Linked DNA regions of Homo sapiens: region 1 is linked to region 2. Evidence: read pairs that join two places in POLR2A ChIA-PET (ENCODE). Cell type or tissue: GM12878. All regions are shown on one strand. Each heading gives the region's core, and the rest is flanking DNA. Links, peaks and the distances in the headings are about the cores only.

Region 1 (9,321 bases), core at 664-8,663, 170 kb after region 2:
CTCCAGGTCATATTTGGCCATAATTGCCTTTGACTTGGCCCATTTCCCACTGTTTTGGTGCTTAAGGCTCATTCTTTCCTAGAAAGAAAGGACAGAGTGAGATTTACATCTTTAGTGCCTTCCAAGGAAAGCTGGTTCAAAGGGGTGGGGGTGGGGCAAGAGGTAGTCTCACCATCATTCTGGCCTTTTCAATTTTTTCCAGTTCTTCTAGTGCTGCAGCTGGATTAACCTTCCGCAGCTGCTCAAACTCTTTTAGGGCTTTCTTGGCCTTTCCTTTCTTCACGACTTTGTGATACCTGTAGGGGTAGGAGGGAAGAGTTTAGCAATTTAGCTGAAGCACGGATGTCATAGGCACAAGTGCCCATACTACCCAATGGGTTCCCTAGGCAGGGGGCTGGAATGGGCATCATAGAGCTAGTTGGCTATAGGGAGTCAGTTTGGGACCTGACAGGACTGGCAAGATTCTTGGTACCCACAGTCCTCAGGGTGGACCTCTGCAGCTCAAAGAGTCTCCTTTGCCTCTATAACTCAAGGGAGGGGTAGAACAAGTTTCATTTTTTTTTTTAGACAGGGTCTCACTCTGTCACTCAGGCTGGAGTGCAGTGACATGATCTTGGCTCACTGCAGCCTCCACCCGCTGGGCTCAAGCGATCCTCCCGCCTCAGCCTCCTAAGTAGCTGGGACTATAGGTGCACATTACCATGCCTGGCTAATTTTTGTACTTTTAGTAGAGATGGGGTTTCGCCATGTTGGCCAGGCTGGTCTTGAATTCCTTACCTCAAGTGATCCACCTGCCTGAGCCTCCCAAAGTGCTGGGATTACAGGTGTGAGCCACCGTGCCCAGCCAGTTTTGCCATGTTGCCCAGGCTGGTCTTGAACTCCTGAGCTCAAGTGGTCCATCCACCTCGGCCTCCCAAAGTGCTGGGATTACAAGCATAGCCACCACACCCGGCCGAACAAGTTTCAAAGAGGCAAAAAGGCAGGAAGGAAGCCCTATTGGCCTTAACAGCTCTGGAATTCAGAGCTGATTCTGCAGAACCACTCTGTGATGCCTTGGAAGGCAGAGAAAGTAACTGAATAGTCATCTTTTTGGCAAAACTGTATGAGGTTGGTTTGGGGGGAACAAAAGGCTAGTCACTCCTGTTTGGGACCTCATCTGCATGACTCTAGTTGCTGCATCAAAGGTTCTCTCCAAAGAATTCATGATGAACCACATGACTTTCTTCTGTGGAACCCAAGGCCAGTTCACAGGGGCCTCCTTACTTTTTACTTTTGATTTTCTTCTCTCTTCGAGCCTTGGCCTCATAGTAGGACTGCAGAGCCCGAGCCCTCTGAAGCTCTGCTCGTCGCATCTTTGCCTACAACAAATGAGACTTACAGTGACACCTGGGCCAGAGGACAAATGCTAGGAGAAGCGTGGCATGCCTGGGTGTGCTGAAGGGCCTATGACACACTTACCTCTTCTAGGCTCATGGCTCGGAGAGAGGCCTTTTCCACAGGGGTCAGTAAAGGGTCTGTCACTGGCTGCTTGTTCTTATGGAGGAGGTTGAAAATTTCCTGCTCCAGGGGAGTTCTTGCCTTAAAGAAGCAACAAAACATTCTGAGTCTTAAGCCATGCTCTTACAGCTTTCTCTCTTTACATTCCTATGATTCTCTAACTTATGACACTATAATTGGAATCATAAGTGGATAGGATTGGCTGTTACAGCAAGAGAAGGGGGTTCCAGTCTTGTTGTCAGAAGTATAAATAAAGCCTTATTTGATTCTTATATAAGACAACTTCAGCAGGGAGACGCTGAGGCTACTCTCTAATACTGCTGAGGGGGATCACTGTGTTCAGGTTACCAATATATGTTTTTTTTTTTCTTTTTTCTTTGAGATGGAGTCTTGCTCTGTCGCCCAGGCTGAAGTGCAGTGGCGTGATCTCGGCTCACTGCAAGCTCCGCCTCCTGAGTTCACGCCATTCTCCTGCCCCAGCCTCCCGAGTAGCTGGGACTACAGATGCCTGCCACCACGCCCAGCTAATTTTTTGTATTTTTAGTAGAGACAGGGTTTCACCGTGTTAGCCGGGATGGTCTCGATCTCCTGACCTCGTGATCCGCCCGCCTCGGCCTCCCAAAGTGCTGGGATTACAGGCGTGAGCCACCGCGCCGGCCCAGATTACCAATATATGTTAAACTGATTTCCATTCTCTTAAGAATCTAGGCACATTGCCCTTGAGTCCCTGTATTGTTATGTATCATTTGAAGCACATAACTATTACTTTATAGTTAGGAATCTCAAATTCATATCATAAGCCTTCTTTTAGAATATTTCTAGAGGGAAGGGGCGGTTAGTTTTTTTTTTTTTTTTTTTTGTTTTCTGAGACAGAGTCTTGCTCTGTCACCCAGGCTGGAGTCCACTGGCACTCCAATCTCAGCTCACTGCAACCTCCACCTCTAGTGCTCAAGTGATCCTTCTGCCTCAGCCTCCTGCGCAGCTGGGACCACAAGTGTAAGCCACCATGCCTGGCTAACTTTTTTTATTTTTTGTAGAGACAGGGTCCTGCCATGTTGCCCAGGTTGGTCTTAAACTCCTGGCCTCAAGCCATCCTCCTGCCTTGGCCTCCCAAAGTGCTGGGATTACAGGCGTGAGCCCAGCATGCCCTGTGAGATTAGATCTTAAGATAAGCATTATTTGCCACTGATGGTATACCTAGGACATATATCTGCAAATGTCTCAGAGGGGAAGCCCAACTTTTTTTGACCATAGCCAACTGCTATAAACCATGCATATAAGTGTTCTTGGTATCATTAATTACTGATGAAAGAAAATGAGAAAAAACATGGCATTTTTTTGGCAGAGTCTTCAAATGTAGTTTGTGGTGGGGTGTGTGTCTTAATTTCTTGAGCACAAAAGGATATTGCCTGAAAAAAAATATAGGATGGGCATGGTGGCTCAGGCCTGTAATCCCAGCACTTCGGGAGGCTGAGGCAGGAGGATTGCTTGAGCCCACAAGTTTGAGACCAGCCTGGGCAACATGGTGAAACCCCATCTCTATTTATTATGTTAAAAACAAACAAACAAAAAGACCTTCATGTAATCAGCCTGTTTCCTGATGGTTCAAGTTGAACTCTCCTCATTTTCTAACTTTGGCTCCAATTCCTCAGTTTCCAGTTAATTTTACATGCTAGGCAGAGTATGTATGAAACGAATGAACTGTAAACCAGTTATTCCACATGCTATCATGAGGATGGCTAAATATTCAGGCCGATCATGCCACGGTCCACATTCTGGCAAGGCACAAAGACAGCCCTAGGCAACAGAGCTAGTTTCAAACCTCACACACATATTATGTGTGGTTTTCTTCAATAGCCATATACATCGTGGTCAGTATTAAACTTACAAATATTTGGATAAATGCATAAACGCACATCATCACATGTTACACGATGCTATTGATTTAACCATAAAACTATTCTACTGAATAGTAAAGGTATATGTTCTTCCACTTTTAGTATTTGCAGTAGTGATCAATCTCAGGCTACAAAGTGATTTATACTACAATGTTGTAATGTCCCTTCAATTCAATTCAATTTACAAACATTTATTGATTGTAGCTATATTCCAGGCACTTGTATGGGGTGCTAGGAATACACAATTGATTAAGATAGTTCCTGTCCTCATAGAGCTCACAGCCTTTGAGAGCAGAGACATATACAACACAAACAGCATAACATAATGGGTTAAATACCCTTTATGTTACCCTTAAATAACATAACTGCTACGTTATTCTATAGGGGTAATCACAGAGGAAATTACCATTAAATATTATTGGGAGGTAGGTTAGGCTTAGGGAAGGAAGTGACCTTTTGAATTAGGCTTTGAGGCCTAAGTACAATTCTGTCAGGAGGAAAAAAAATCCAAACAGATGAGCATAAGCAAAAAACACAGACACAGGGAAAGGAGTGGTATGTAATAGAACAACGTGTTGTCCAGCATAGCTAAAATGCTACGTAATTTTATTTTATTCTGTAAGTGAACAGCCTTTGAAGGATTTTAAGCAGGAGAGCAATGATCAACTGTGTTTCAGCAAGAAAATCCTGCTGATTGTGTAGAGGATATATGTAAAGTTCCAAAGGAAAGGTTCAATGAGGGCCTCGATTAGGGCAGTGAAAATGAAAATGAAGAGAAAATAGGAGCATAAGGGCTATTACAGAGACAGAATTTGCAGGTCTAGCCCCCTGTATAAGCTGGCGGAGAGGGAGACAGTGAAGGGGTCAAGAAGGAATCAAATGACTGAGGTTTCCAACCTAAGTGACTGGGGTAGGGAGTTATGCTGTTAACTGAGTTGCAGAATGAAGGGGGTGGTATAGGTTTTGGAAGTCTGGGGAAAGGAAATGCGAAGCTTACTTTGGACTGGACTAAGTTTAAGGTGCATATGGGGGACCCAGGTGATCCCTGCTAGTCACATGGAATATGAGACTGGAGCTTCAAAGAAGGGGTTGAGAGTGATAGTCGAAAGTTATGAAATTTTCACTCCTGTAATCCCAGCATTCTGGGAGGCCGAGGTGGGCGGATCACGAGGTCAGGAGATCGAGACCATCCTGGCTAACACGGTGAAACCCCGTCTCTACTAAAAAATACAAAAAATTAGCTGGGCGTGGTGGCGGGCACCTGTAGTCCCAGCTACTTGGGAGGCTGAGGCAGGAGAATGGCGTGAACCCGGGAGGTGGAGCTTGCAGTGAGCCGAGATTGCACCACTGCACTCCAGCCTGGGCGACAGAGCAAGACTCCGTCTCAAAAAAAAAAAAAAAAAAAAGTCATGGAATTTACAGAGCAAGAATAAAAAGGACTAAGGAAAGCCAGAGAGAGAAAATACCCAGAGTATATCACAGAAGCTAGAGGGGAGAGATTTTTAGAATGAAATGTGCCAATGGTGTCAAATATGCTAAAGACTAAGAGGGCTTGGGATTTGGCAATTCGGAGGCCCCTCACTAATGCCTTTTGAGAGAAGTTTCAGTAGGGCAGTAGGGGAAGAAGGTGAGAGAGAGGAGGCAGCAGTGGAGACAGACCAGCTCTTCCCCAAACACATTTCTCATCAGATAACAAGATTTGCCTCCCCTGTTAAAAGCTTAAAATTCAATTTTTTTGAAATTTTAATAAAATCAGTTTGTACACCCTAAGTTAAATTAGATCCAACAGGTGTCTTCACCATTGTTTCATAGCCTTTTTTTTTTTTTTTTTTTGAGACAGAGTCTCGCTCTGTCGCCCAGGCTGGAGTGCAGTGGCACGATCTTGGTTCACTGCAAGCTCCGCCTCCCAGGTTCATGCCATTCTCCTGCCTCAGCCTCCCAAGTAGCTGGGACTATAGGCGCCCGCCACCGTGCCCAGCTAATTTTTTATATTTTTAGTAGAGACGGGGTTTCACCGTGTTAGCCAGGATGGTCTCGATCTCCTGACCTTGTGATCCACCCACCTCAGCCTCCCAAAGTGCTGGGATTACAGGCGTGAGCCACCACGCCCGGCCCATAGCCTTTATTTTTATTTTTTATTTTTGAGACAGAGTCTCACTCTGTTGCCCAGGTTGGAGTACAGTGGCCCAACCTTGGCTTACTGCAACCTCCGCCTCCTGGGTTCAAGCGATTCTGGTGCCTCAGCCTCTTGAGTAGCTGGGATTACAGGCATAAGCCACCACGTCCAGCTAATTTTTTAATATTTTTTAGTAGAGACGATGTTTTGCCACGTTGGTCAGGCTGGTCTCAAACTCCTAACCTCAGGTGATCCACCCGCCTTAGCCTTCCAAAGTGCTGGGATTACAGGCGTGAGCCACCACATCCGTCTGGCCTGTTTCATAGACTTTAAAATGCTAAAGCATGTTGTGACTCTCCGATCTCCAGTAGGGGCATGCAGCATTTTCTAGCAATGCCTCCTCTCCTCCTCTTGTGAAGGCATAATGAGAGACTAAGGTTTCAAGGAGAATGCCTTGGGAAATACCACTGTAGACAGAGAATAGTGAGGAGAGGGGTGAAAGAAGTTACCTCACAGCATTTCTAGCACTTTGCAGTTTACAAATGCCTTCTCATGCATTATCCCACTTAATTATTTGCAGCTAAACAAAATTTTAGGGAGCTGGACCAAAACTATAGTACAGACTTTCGATTTTCTTTTCTTTTTTTTGGGGGAGGGCGGGGAAAGAGTAGAGGGTTTTTTTTTTTCCTCAGGCTGGAGTGCAGTGGCGTGATCTCGGCTCACTGTACCTTCTGCCTCCTGGATTCAAGAAATTCCCCTGCCTCAGCCTCCTCAGCAGCTGAGACTACAGGCATGTGCTACCATGCCCGGCTAATTTACATATTTTTAGTAAAGACGAGGTTTCACCATGTTGGCCAGGCTGGTCTTGAACTCCTGACCTCAGGTGATCCACCTGCCTCAGCCTCCCAAAGTGCTTGGATTATAGGCGTGAGCCACCGTGCCTGGTCTGAGACTTGATATTCAGTTTCTAGAAATCCTAATACAGCATATACTAGTTGTTGGTACTTTGCAATCTAAGTTGTAAGGAGAGACCTAGGAGTTGCTAGCCACAAAGCACCCTCTGAACTAAGCACTTCCTTATTTCTCTGTGCCCTACTAGCATAATTTCTCAAAAGTCAGTCTTAGAATGAATGAACGGCATGGTATATTCAATGTATGACATCTGAGCCTCACTCTATCTTGAAGAGGTTGTTCTATTCTTAGTGTAACCTCCTCCACTACCATCTAGTTTTTATTTTTTATTTATTTATATATATATTTTGAGACAGAGTCTCATTCTATTGCACAGGCTGGAGTGCAGTGGCACAATCTCGGCTCACTGCAACCTCCGCCTCCCAGGTTCAAGTGATCCTCCTGCCTCAGCCCCCCTAGTAGCTGGGATTACAGGCACACACCACCATGCCCCGCTAATTTTTGTATTTTTAGTAGAGATGGGGTTTCGCCATGTTGGCCAGGATGGTCTCAAACTCCTGACCTCAGGTGATCCACCTGCCTCGGCCTCCCAAAGTGCTGGGATTACAGGCGTGAGCCACCACACCCGGCCCCATCTCGTTTTTAATAACAAACTTGGCATTTTCCTGCTATCTCCAAGATTACACTGTCATTTGGAAAAAGCAAGGTGGAGGACAGTGTGTAGTAGCATGCTACCCTTCTTTTTATTTAAAAAGGAGGTAAACATGAATATAGAAATAAAACTCTAAGACAACAACAACAGCAAACTTATGCAAGTGGTTACTTCTGGGTGAGTATGGGGGTAAAAATGATCAGATGGGGCACGGGTGGAATCAAACTTTTCACTACATATCTTCTATGCTTTTTTATTTTTGAATCCTACAAATTGTATTACCTCTGATTTTTTTTTTCTAAAGTCTCCCTTCATCCTGCAGCCACACTTTAAACCTGATCTCTTTTTCATGTAGAAAAGGAAGCCTCCTAGAAAGAGAATGGTAGTGACTTCAGCAAAAACATCAGAAACAGCTTATCCCCATAATAAGCAACTACTCGCTCAATTTCTAGCTATTGTGGCAAGCAATGTTTACTTTGATTAGCTTTAATTAGCTCAACTTCCCAACGCCTAAGAAACTACCATTCTTGGGTTTTTGGAAAGTAAAGAGGAGAAGCACAAAGAGGGCATCTATTTAAGACTAATCAGCCCATTATAGACTCCATACCAATGGTGTATTGGAAAAGTAGGCTAGCTGTTCTAAAGCAGTTATTCGGACTAAAAACCGGACTTCAGGGACCAACATAGGATTTCCAACTTCTAATTTTGCCAAGAGCATAACTACCATTTCACCCCCAATCCCATCATTTACTACCACCATCATTTCATAGAAGAAAAGATATTTCAACACCATTAAAATAGAATAACCTCATAATAAAAAAGAACTGGCAACATTACACCCACCAAACAAACATACTTAGAATTATCCTTTTGCTTCAGACACAAACTTTGTTAGGGGTCAGTGTTTGGGAAACCCAGCTCTAAAACATCAACCCCTGCCCTGCAGCTCAGAGTCATAGTAAGTTACCTGCTGAAGTTCTAGTCATTGCCAGCAACACATTATATTTTAATGCGGTATTCCTGTACAAGCAAAGTTTGGCTTCTGTTGTTCACATATCCTCACTAAGGCATCATTAATGTTATCGAGTTCCTGATTTCCCTAGGATCAGAATGTGGCTTTAAATGCTTTTTAAAAACTGGGGTAAAAGAAAGAAAACATTATTATGTTCCTGCTATACGGGCAATCACATGGTTTAACACAAAAACATGGAAATAGCAAGTACTGTATACTACAAGCAGATGAAAAGTGACACAGAGACCGGGCGCATTGGCTCATGCCCGTAATCACAAAACTTTTGGGAGACTGAGGTGGGCGGATCATTTGAGGTCAGGAGTTTGAGATCAGCCTGGCCAACATGGTGAAACCCCATCTCTACTAAAAATCCAAAAAAAAAAAAATTAGCTGGGCGTGTTGGTGCACGCCAGTAATCCCAGCTACTTGGGAGGCTGAGGCAGGAGAATTGCTTGAACCCAGGAGGCAGAGGTTGCAGTGAGCTGAGATCGTGCCACTGCACTCCAGCCTGGGCGACAGAGCAAGACCCTGTCTCAAGAAAAAAAAAAAAAAAGTGATCACAGAGCTATTGTGACTGGCTATCACATGACTGACAATGACGATGGGCAACCCCTTCTTTCTGAGCACTAAGCTAAAATGACTTATGCTGGGGTTTAGCTTAACATGTCCAATCAAATCAATTGCAGGCTCTGAAATCTCCAACTTATAAAATCTCACCTTTCAGTTTCATTTTGTTGTACTCACCTTCCAGCCACTGAGCACATGTTCAATGGGAGCAATGGCTGGCTCCTCTTTCTCCAGGGGAAAAACCAGCTGCTCTGCCTGCCGGTTCTTCAGGACGACAGGGTCCCATTTGGAGAGGACTTGTGCGGTTTTATTGAATGCTACTTCTCTGTGGATCTGAAGCAGGCAAGGCATGTAAACGGAAAGAGCCACAAGATTAAAGCATCAAACCCAAAGGACTAACAAGAAATTAGGAAGCAACATTTCTTAGCCCAAGAAAGAATCAGGATGCTAGAATCAGGATGAAAGAATCAGGATGCTAGTCCTCTTGCTTCTCAGGACTGCAATTTCTCCTAGATTATTATTATTATTTAGATGGAGTTTCACTCGTGTTGCCCAGGCTGGAGAGCAATGGTGCAATCTCAGCTCACTGCAACCTCCACGTCCTGGTTCAAGGGATTCTCCTGCCTCAGCCTCCCAAGTAGCTGGGATTACACCACACCCGGCTAAT
Region 2 (9,321 bases), core at 877-8,876:
AAGCAGTCTGGTAGACCTGCCACTGGGGCGTCCCCTTGTGTAGACAGCTGTCTCCTCAGCCTTCCTGTGAGGGATCCTCCCCACTCACCACGCAGGGCCCTTCCCTCTCTGCACTCCCTGACCTGTGTGAGGCAGGGGCGGGGCTGGGAGGGCCAGCAGGCCCCGAAGGGGAAACTGCTGAAACCCCTGGGACAGGAAGTGGCAGAGAAGGGCTGTTTCCGCTGGCAGAGCAGGGGTGCGGTGAGAGCTGGCCCTATCTCCTACTCCACTGCCTGTCTGCTGTGGGCCCTGGGAGGCTGGGGAGAGGTGAGAGTCCTTTCCCTGTCTCCCTCCCAAAAAAGTGGAGGCTTTTAGCCCACCGGACTGGAGGGAGGGGAGGGCTCTTTCAGAGGAGGCCATCTTCATTTTGCAAGGAGAGGAATTCCGAGAGGAGGGCAGAAAGGTCAGCAGACGGGAAGGGTGGGGCAGGGCAGGTGAGTGTGGAGTGAGGGAGGCCCATGGGGGCAGCGGAAAACCACAGCTGGGCAGAGGACCCTTCTGTAAGCTTTTGTTCTGAGGGTAAATGATCAGGACCATGCCTGCTAAGAACTGTGGGAGATGGTAATGCAGTTGATCACTGCCTGTCTAAGTCATAGGGCTAGACAGGCCCTTAGGTCACCCAGTCCAACCCCCTCATTGTGCAGATGAGGTAACCGAGGCACACAAAGCAGAAGTGACCTGCTCGAGGTCACATCATGGGCAGAACTCACGTCTCCTAACCCCAGCCCAGGACCTTCTTTCTGATGAGAATCTGCTGAGTTGTATTTGGCATCCCACACCTCCCTGCAGGCACCTCCATCCCCAAGTGCTCTGTGACATTCTTCTCAGAAATCAACATGATGGGGTGGGTGTGGTGGCTCACGCCTGTAATCCCAGCACTTTGGGAGGTGGAGGTGTGAGGATGGCTTGAGGCCAGGACTTGGAGACCAGCCTGGGCAATATAGCAAGACCCCATCTCTGAAAAATAAATAAATACAAATTTGAAAAAATATATATTTTTTTGAGATGGAGTTTCACTCTTGTTGCCCAGGCTGGAGTGCAGTGGCACGATGTCGGCTCACTGCACCTCTGCCTCCCGGGTTCAAGCGATTCTCCTGCCTCAGCCTCCTGAGTAGCTGGGATTACAGGCGCCCACAACCATGCCCAACTAATTTTTTGTATTTTTAGTAGAGACGGGGTTTCATCATGTTGGCCAGGCTGGTCTCAAACTCCTGACCTTAGGTAATCCACCCGCCTCGGCCTCCCAAAGTACAGGGATTATAGGAGTGAGCCACTGTGTCTGGCCTAAAATAAATTTTAAAAAAGAAATGAACTTGGTGAATTTATTCACACTGAAGCCTTTAGTCCAGCATTCAGCAAACCTTTCCTACAAAGAATTGGTTGAGCCAGTTTATTTGAGACCAACCTGGACAACATGGCAAAACCCTGTCTCAACAAAAAATACAAAAAGTTAGCCGGGCACGGTGGCGTGCACGTGTAGTTCCAGCTACTTGGGAGGCTGAGGCGGGAGGATTACTTGAGCCTAGGAGACAGAGGTTACAGTGAGCCATGATTGTGCCACTGCACTCCAACCTGGGTGACAGATCAAAACCCAGTCTCAAAAAATACATATATTAAAAAATCACTATATGTCAGGAAATATTTTTCTTTTGATTTTTCCCAATCATTAAAAAATGTAAAACCCATTCTTAGCTCATGGGCCGTCTAAAAATGGACCGCAGGGCTGGGTTTGGCACATGAGCCATAGTTTATGAACCCCTGCTTTGGTCTAAGAAGTAAAGCTAAGGTGTCATGAGGAGGAGGAGAGAGTGTGCCAGGTGGGGAGGAAGCAGGGAAGGCTTTGAAAAGAAGGTGACATTTGCTTCAGATCTTGAAGGACTTGTGGGCATTGGGCTTGCAGAAGTTGAAGAAGGGCCTGTCAGGCCTGGGGGACAGTGTGAACACAGGCACGGAGGTGGAGGTGGGGAAGGCACTGTGGAGGTGGGGAAGGCACTGTGAAGGTTCAATGTGCCCTGCATGTGTGTGGCTTCTTCTTCTTCTTCTTCTTTTTTTTTTTTGAGACAGAGTCTTGCTCTGTCGCCCAGGCTGGAGTGCAGTGGCGTGATCTTGGCTCACTGCAACCTCCATCTCCCGGGTTCAAGCAATTCTCCTGCTTCAGCCTCCTGAGTAGCTGGGACTACAGGAGGGCGCCACCACACCTGGCTAATTTTTGTATTTTTTATTATAGACAAGGCTTCACCATATTGGCCAGGCTGGTCTTGAACTCCTGACCTCATCATCCGCCTGCCTCGGCCTCCCAAAGTGCTAGGATTACAGACGTGAGCCACCACGCCTGGCCCTAATTTTTGTATTTTTAGTAGAGATGGGGTTTCACCATGTTGGCCAGGCTGGTCTTGAACTCCTGACCTCAGGTGATCTGCTTGCCTCGGCCTCCCAAAGTGCTGGGATTACAGGCATGAGTCACCACGTCCAGACAATTTTTTTGTATTTTTTAGTAGAGACAGAGTTTCACCATGTTGGCCAGGCTGATCTCGAACTCCTGACCTCAAGTGACCTGCCCGCCTTGGCCTCCCAGAGTGCTGGGATAACAAGCATGAGCCACCACGCCCAGCCGTGGCTTCATTGTTATTGGCCAGCCCTGAATCTTTGACTGCTGTGTGTTCTTGCCAGAGGAAAGGGTTGCTTTTTTGAGGATGCCAGGAGACAATGAGCAAGGAAGGAGGCAAGGAAGAAGAGTCACTTGGGAGTCACAGTGCAACTAGCTGTGTCACCTTGAGCAAGTCACTTCCTCTCCTATGGTAGCAGAAGTTGGATGATAAGAGGGATGGATGCAATGATCTTTCAGGTCTCTTATAACTTTGATATCCTGGGACTCTGACTCAAGGAGAGGTGTTTTTTTTTTTTTTTTTTTTTTTTTTTTGAGCTGAGGTCTCACTCTTGTTGCCCTGGCTGAAGTGCAGTGGTGCGATCTCAGCTCACTGGGGCCCCCACCTCCCAGGCTCAAGCGATCCTCCCACCTCAGCCTCCTGAGTAGCTGGGACTACAGGCGTGTGCCACCACGTCTGGCTAATTTTTGTATTTTTTTTTTTAGTAGAGACAGGGTTTTGCCATGTTGCCCAGGCTGGTCTCGAACTCCTGAGCTCAAGCAATCCACCTGCCTCGGCCTCCCAAAGTGCTGGGATTACAGGTGTGTACCACCGCACCTGGCCTTCTAACTTGAGGAGAGGTTTTAATCGTGCCGGTGAGAGAGAAGGAGGAACCCCAGGAGCTCTCGATGACTTCTGGAGCCGAGGCTGCCCTCCCTGTCTGGCCAGGCCCTGGTAGGCTGTCTTCCCACCTCATCCTTTCTGGCACCCCTCCCTTCTGTGAAAGGGATGCTGGAGTACTGCTCTTGTGCCTGAAGTACTGTCCTTTGCTTTTGCTGGCCTGGGGATTGGCCAGTGGCAGAAGGGCGCATTTGGGAGGGGCAGCCAGTGCCAAGCAGGCAGCAACCACACCATGGCCCCTGCTGCCCAGGAAAGTTCCAGATCTGAGCAAGGAGGCTTCACGTTAGTTTCTAGGACACACACTGGGCTGGCAGGGACCTTGACAAAGAACACTGTCCCTTCAATAAAAGTTATCTGACTTAATATCCTGTGGGTACCAACATAGATTATCCCAGCTTCTAAAAAACCCACTAATGAATTTAATTAGTCTCTAGTCAGTGTTTGTTTTTTTGAGATGGAGTCTCGCTCTGTCACCCAGGCTGGAGTGCAGTGGCGCGATCTCAGCTTACTGCAACCTCCCCCTCCCAGGTTCAAGCGATTCTCTTGCCTCAGTCTCCCGAATAGCTGGGATTACAGGTGCACGCCGCCACACTCCGGCTAATTTTTGTATTTATAGTAGAGACGGGCTTTTGCTGTGTTGGCCAGGCTGATCTCAAACTCTTGACCTCAGGTGATCCACCCTCCTTGGCCTCCCAAAGTGCTGGGATTATAGGCATGAGCCACCGCACCCGGCAATATCTTTTAACATTCTTAGCGAGAACACCCTGCACATCTTGGGGTCTCTACAGCTACTGTATCTCCCCATAGTCCATCAATTTCTTTACTTTGGGGTGGCTCTGGGATTCACCTCCTGGTTCCAGCTACCCTACCTGGTCTCCCTCCATCTCCTCCACTCACAGACCCACTCTTATTTTATTTATTTATTTATTTTTTTGAGATGGAGTGTTCACTCTTGTCGCCCAGGCTGGAGTGCAGTGGCGCGATCTCAGCTCACTGCAACCTCCGCCTCCTGAGTTCAAGTGATTCTCCTGCCTCAGACCCACTCTTATACCCAGACCAAACTGCCCTTCCTAAAGGGCTGCTTGTTATGCCCCTCCCTTGCTCAAGAATCTACAGTAACTCACAGTCGCTTTCCATATTAAGTTCTCATTCCACAGTTCCAGGGATCCACTTATCCAGCTTCCCAAGCAATGTTCCTCTCTCCCTCTAATCAAACTGGTTTCTTCTCTCTACCATACATTTTATATTTGTTGCTTTTGTCCCCTCAGCCTTCATTTCATCCCGCCACCTCCATTTCCCTTTCTTCCTCTATATCTAGGTAAAGACATGCTAAATGTTTAATGAACTACCACAGCCCCAGAGTAACGAATCAGACCAGGGAATTGGAAAACACACTGGCCAGGCGCGGTGGCTCACGCCTGTAATCCCAGCACTTCGGGAGGCTGAGGCGGGTGGATCACTTGAGGTCAGGATTTCAAGACCAGCCTGGCTAACATGGTGAAACCCCATCTCTATTAAAAATAAAAAAAATAGCCGGGCGTGGTGGCACACACCTATAATCCCAGCTACTCAGGAGGCTGAGGCACACCCTGGAGGCGGAGGTTGCAGTGAGCCGAGATCGCGCCACTGCACTCCAGCCCGGGTGACAGAGTGAGACTCCGTCTCAAAAAATAAAAAAAGAAAAACACGTTTCGGGCTAACAGAGAGCTTTTGCCTACATTAGCTCATTGGCCTTTTGCAACAACCCCTTGAGCTAAATAGGAGATCCCTGTTTTACAAAAGAGGAAAGTGACCTGCCTCAACCCCAAGGCAGAGCTGGGGCTTCTAGCTGGAAAGCCGATGATCTTAGGATCTGCAGGGGCTTCTGGGGGCTCTCCTAGGCTGGAGCTGGCAGACCGTTATACTGGGGTTTAGTGGCTGCCCCACACTTGGGTTTCTCCCTTTTCCTGCAGTGGGTTCTCCCGTCATTGGCTTAGTGCCACTGTCCTGTGCTTCGTGCATGAAGCACTAGAGATGGTGATGTGGTGGCCGCAGGCACTTCCAGGGGGTGCTCTTTTGGCCTTCTCAGAGCAGCTGGGGAAATAGGTTCTCTTTGTCACTAACCCTCCCCCTCCTCTTCCTCCCCTATGGGGCTTCTGTAGTGTAGTGCTCTTTCTTGCCACATAACCACAACCCAAAGTGCTGGGGCGGGGTGAGGACAGGGGATCCAGTGCGCTGCACCAGCCGCAGCAGCCTGCTCCTCCCTCCCTGCCAGGTCCCCAGCCCAGGCAAGGAGTCAGCCCCTTGCCACCCAACAACTGGAACCCTCCAGCCCCACCCTGTGTATTCTGGAGCCAGTGGGGTCCACCGTCTGGAGCTTAATGGGGCCCACAGCCCCTGTTGCTCTCTGGGAGGTCACCTGAAACTCATCATCTGGATGAACGCTTTTTAATTTTCAAAGTGCTTTTCCACTGCCATCTTTATTCACCCGAGACTCCCTGGTGAGCACCTGCTAAGCCTGGATTACTCACAACCCTCACCTGCTCGAAGGATGACAGAAACCACAGCCCAGAAAGATGGCCGACTTTTCCATGGTCACACATCTTGCTAGGATGCAGCCAGAACGCCTCCCTCCTCCTCCCCGGCCCTAGGCAGTCTACACTGTGGGTGGGCTGTGGGTCCCCTGGAGAAAGAGGAAAAAGCATCTCTTTGCCTGGGACCTGCCATCTAATCACTCCTCCTCTGGGACAGATCAAGGCCTGCAAAGAAGGTAGGGGAAGAGGCGAGCTGAGCAGGGTGTGAGAGCGGGGGCTGTAACTGGGGAAGAACCCTGGGCCCACCTCACCATCAGAGTTGGGAGAAACCCTATGCTGGAATCAGGTGGTGACAGAGGAGCAAGGAAGGAAACTGGGTTTCTTGTAAATAAGCACAGAGAAACCCCAACCAACAGAGCTTGCAAAACCTTTCTTTTTTCCCTCCCTCTTCCTGGTTTCATCTCAAATGGAGTGGCTGGTAGAAAGAAAGGAATAGGAGAAAGAGCTGACAAAATAGCGGTGACTAGGGCCCCTTCACTGGGCATTTGCTTAAGTAGGAGGGTTAGCTCACTCATTGGAGTCCAGCCATAACTGGACTGAGGTTTGGGGTTCAAGTCCTGTGGATGGGTGAATTCTGCTCTGTTCAGGACTACAGACTGGATATAGTCCTGACTCTGGCCTTCTGTCTCTTAAATCCACGCCACTGGTCACATGGTACAGCAGGCAGTTCCCTGCTTGATGACTATTCGCCTGAGGACGGGCTGTTTTTCAGTCGAGGGTACAGCTGTTCCTGGGGTAGTTTCCATTTTGCTTGTGGTTGTGGGGGAGGGGTGTTGAGGGAGTGGGAAATGGCATGAAGGAAATTGTCACTTCCTTTCCAGAGAATTCCAGAAAGGTTTCATGGAGGATGAGGTATTTCAGGAGTGAGAGCTGGCTCCAAGGGGACAAGGAACCGGAGAAGGAGAATTGTGCTTTGTGGCCCAGCTGACCATCTGGCCTCCATGTTTCCTGGCATGTGCGAAAATGCCACGGGTGTTACCAGCAATTCTGTGAGAGCCATTGGCTCAGCTGAAAGGGTGTAGATTTAAACTCACTCCACGGAGACTGTGGACGTGGCTTTCACATTGGGGCTATTTCCTGTAAGGGAGGCCCAGATGAGTGGTTGCTGGACACTGCTTGGTATGTTTCAGTGACAGCCCCAGGAAGGGTCTGTGCATCTAAAGGGGGCCGAGTTGTGACACAGGAGCAGCCCAAACCACTTCTATTTTGCTTCGGTTTTGAAATGCAGTCAGAGCCACAGAGGTGTGTATTTGCAGGCCAGGAGGTCGGCGCCTTTGCCTGCACACTCCCTCTTAAGGTCCATACACTCAGAGGGCACCCAGGGGCACATACTTTCTCGCAAAGGCTTTGCTTTTGGCCCAAGTAAGACAGGCGCTGGGAGTCAGAGACCCTGTAGGGCCTCAAAGGGTGTGAAGGGAGTGGAGCTCTTGCCACCCTGCGAGGGGACTGTGACTGGAGCAAGCTGTGAGCTGTGCAAGCATGGGGCAGGGTAGGGGAATTCACCACCAGTTACTAAGGGTTCACAGGCTCCTCAATTCCCCGAGCCAAGTGTCCGTGTGTGCTCCCTGATTTGTCTACTTGCTGGGGAGGCAGCATCCAGGGCTCTAGGCTACTGAAGCTGCGTCCCAGCCAAAGGGCCCACTGGAGAAGGGAGCCCCTGGTGGGGGCCTCCCTGGCCCACAGGGCGCACCTCCTATGATGGTGGCATCTTTGGTTTCGGGTTCCTGGGAGAAGGAGGTTATTTTGAAGGACTGAAGGGGGGGTTCACTCCTCTGCTGGGGAGAGTGAGTGAACATGCAAATGAGCCTCTCTCCACCTCTCACTTTCAAATCCTCAAACATCTCAAGGGGGAGGGGGAAACTTTCTGGACTGGACGGTTAGGGCGGATGGTTTCTCAGCCTTGGCCAAAAGAGTAGGACAGCTACTTCCTCCCCCTCCACCCCTTCAAGACCTTAGCTTCAGGCTCAGGGTAGACGATCACCAGGATGAGCCTCGGGTGCTGGGTATAGCTTCACAATACCTCACAATCCCGAGGCAGCAAAGCCTGCACCCACCAAGTCCTGGATTTTGCTACCTCAATATGTGGACACAGAAAAGAATGCCCTGGGAATCGTCTCTCTTTGATTTCAAACCTCTCTGCATTGGTGACCAAGGATTCCATTCAATGCAGTGCAGGGCCCTGGCTGCCTCCCTCCCCCACCAGCTCCCTGGCACATGGACTTTGGGGGTCTCATCCCCGGGACCCATGGGCCACATATCTAGCTGGGCCTGGCATTCTCTTCCTGAGAACCCCACCCCCATCTTCAGCACAGCCACTTCCAGCCAGCATTAGCTCAGGTTTGTCATTCTCACGAAGGCAGCTGAGGCTGGCCCGGAGGAGGAACTGACAACTGAGCTTGCGGCTTTGCTGGCCAGACCAGGGCAGCCCTTTGACACACAGAGGCTCTCGTGCACACGTCTCCACGCTTGGGACACATGCACACACCCTGCACACACATATACCTACAGTGCGCTTGCACACCCACAACCAACGCAAATAGCGCACCTGGGTAAATGACAATGCAAAAACATACAGAGGTCACCCCAGAAGGTATGCACATTTTGCTCATTCTCGTGTAAGGCAGAGTACGTGACACCTACCCGCATCCACCGTATACAGATAAACGTTGCCCAGAAAACACACCTCACAGATGCTGACTGACCCATACCACCAATCTATCCATCCATCCATCCATCCATCCATCCATCCATCCATCCAGCCATCCATCCAGCCATCCACCCACCCACCCATCCACCCATTCATCCCTTCATTCATTCCACAAACACAAATTGAGTGTCTGTTACATGCCATACATGATGCAAGGTGCTAAGGTTTCATCAATGTCCAACACAGTTGTTGCTGCCCTCAAGGAAGCCCCTGTCTTATGGGGGAGGTAAGGAAGGTACATAAAAGTAGCCCAGGCAGACAGCACCAGCAGTGAACTCGCAAACATGAAATCCTGATCTGGAAAGAAGAGATGAGCAAGCCCGAAGGGAAGGGCTACAGCGAGTGACCTTGGGGGAAGGGACACACACAGGAGTTTCATGTTTAGACAAAGTGGGATTAGGTGAAAGTGATCACCTTTAATTTGATTAGTATGAGAATGTTTCCTGGGGGCAGGCAGAAGGCCTGTGGGAGGGCGGGAGCTGCTGTGGAATGCAAGCCTTGGGGCGCTTAGGCTGGGGGGGCAGGGGGGACAGACCTTCCAAGCATAAATGGCCTTGGGAGGCTTCACAGACCAGTGGAGAATGGGTCGCAGGCAGGGTCTGGTGGGGGTGGGGTGGTGGTGGGAGGAGTGAACCTGGGGCAAGGGCTGCAGTTTCCCAGGCGCCTCCTCCCAGTACTCAGCCTCTCACTCGTCCAAAGGGAAATTCAGACCTGAGAGGTTGAGTTGAGCGACTTC

Evidence for each region. ChIA-PET counts read pairs that join two places held together with the same protein. Peaks named below come from ENCODE experiments on the same cell type or tissue, not always from the same donor. Only the 100,000 strongest peaks of a DNase experiment are listed, where the experiment ranks them.
Region 1: POLR2A ChIA-PET joins it to region 2 with 5 read pairs; 4 of 35 experiments call an interaction of 5 or more read pairs at or near these places.

Annotation. Positions count from the first base shown.
Region 1 is chrX:129,911,432-129,920,752 of GRCh38, reverse strand. UTP14A (UTP14A small subunit processome component) reads right to left here. Exons shown (of 15, transcript NM_006649.4): 6 at 8,832-8,987; 7 at 1,459-1,578; 8 at 1,264-1,358; 9 at 173-296; 10 at 1-78. All of the region lies in intron 2 of LOC105373335 (a long non-coding RNA gene), which reads left to right. Among named protein-coding and RNA genes, the nearest start is that of UTP14A, 9.9 kb to the right of the region's middle. In GM12878, for the core only: no CTCF peak of the experiment used is centred there; no DNase peak of the experiment used is centred there.
Region 2 is chrX:130,083,148-130,092,468 of GRCh38, reverse strand. All of the region lies in intron 1 of ELF4 (E74 like ETS transcription factor 4), which reads left to right. Among named protein-coding and RNA genes, the nearest start is that of ELF4, 23 kb to the left of the region's middle. RefSeq lists a silencer at 735-784 and enhancers at 5,642-5,811, 7,386-7,645. In GM12878, for the core only: no CTCF peak of the experiment used is centred there; DNase peaks (open chromatin) are centred at 5,444, 7,708 and 8,242; H3K4me3 peaks cover 4,212 bases; H3K27ac peaks cover 4,203 bases.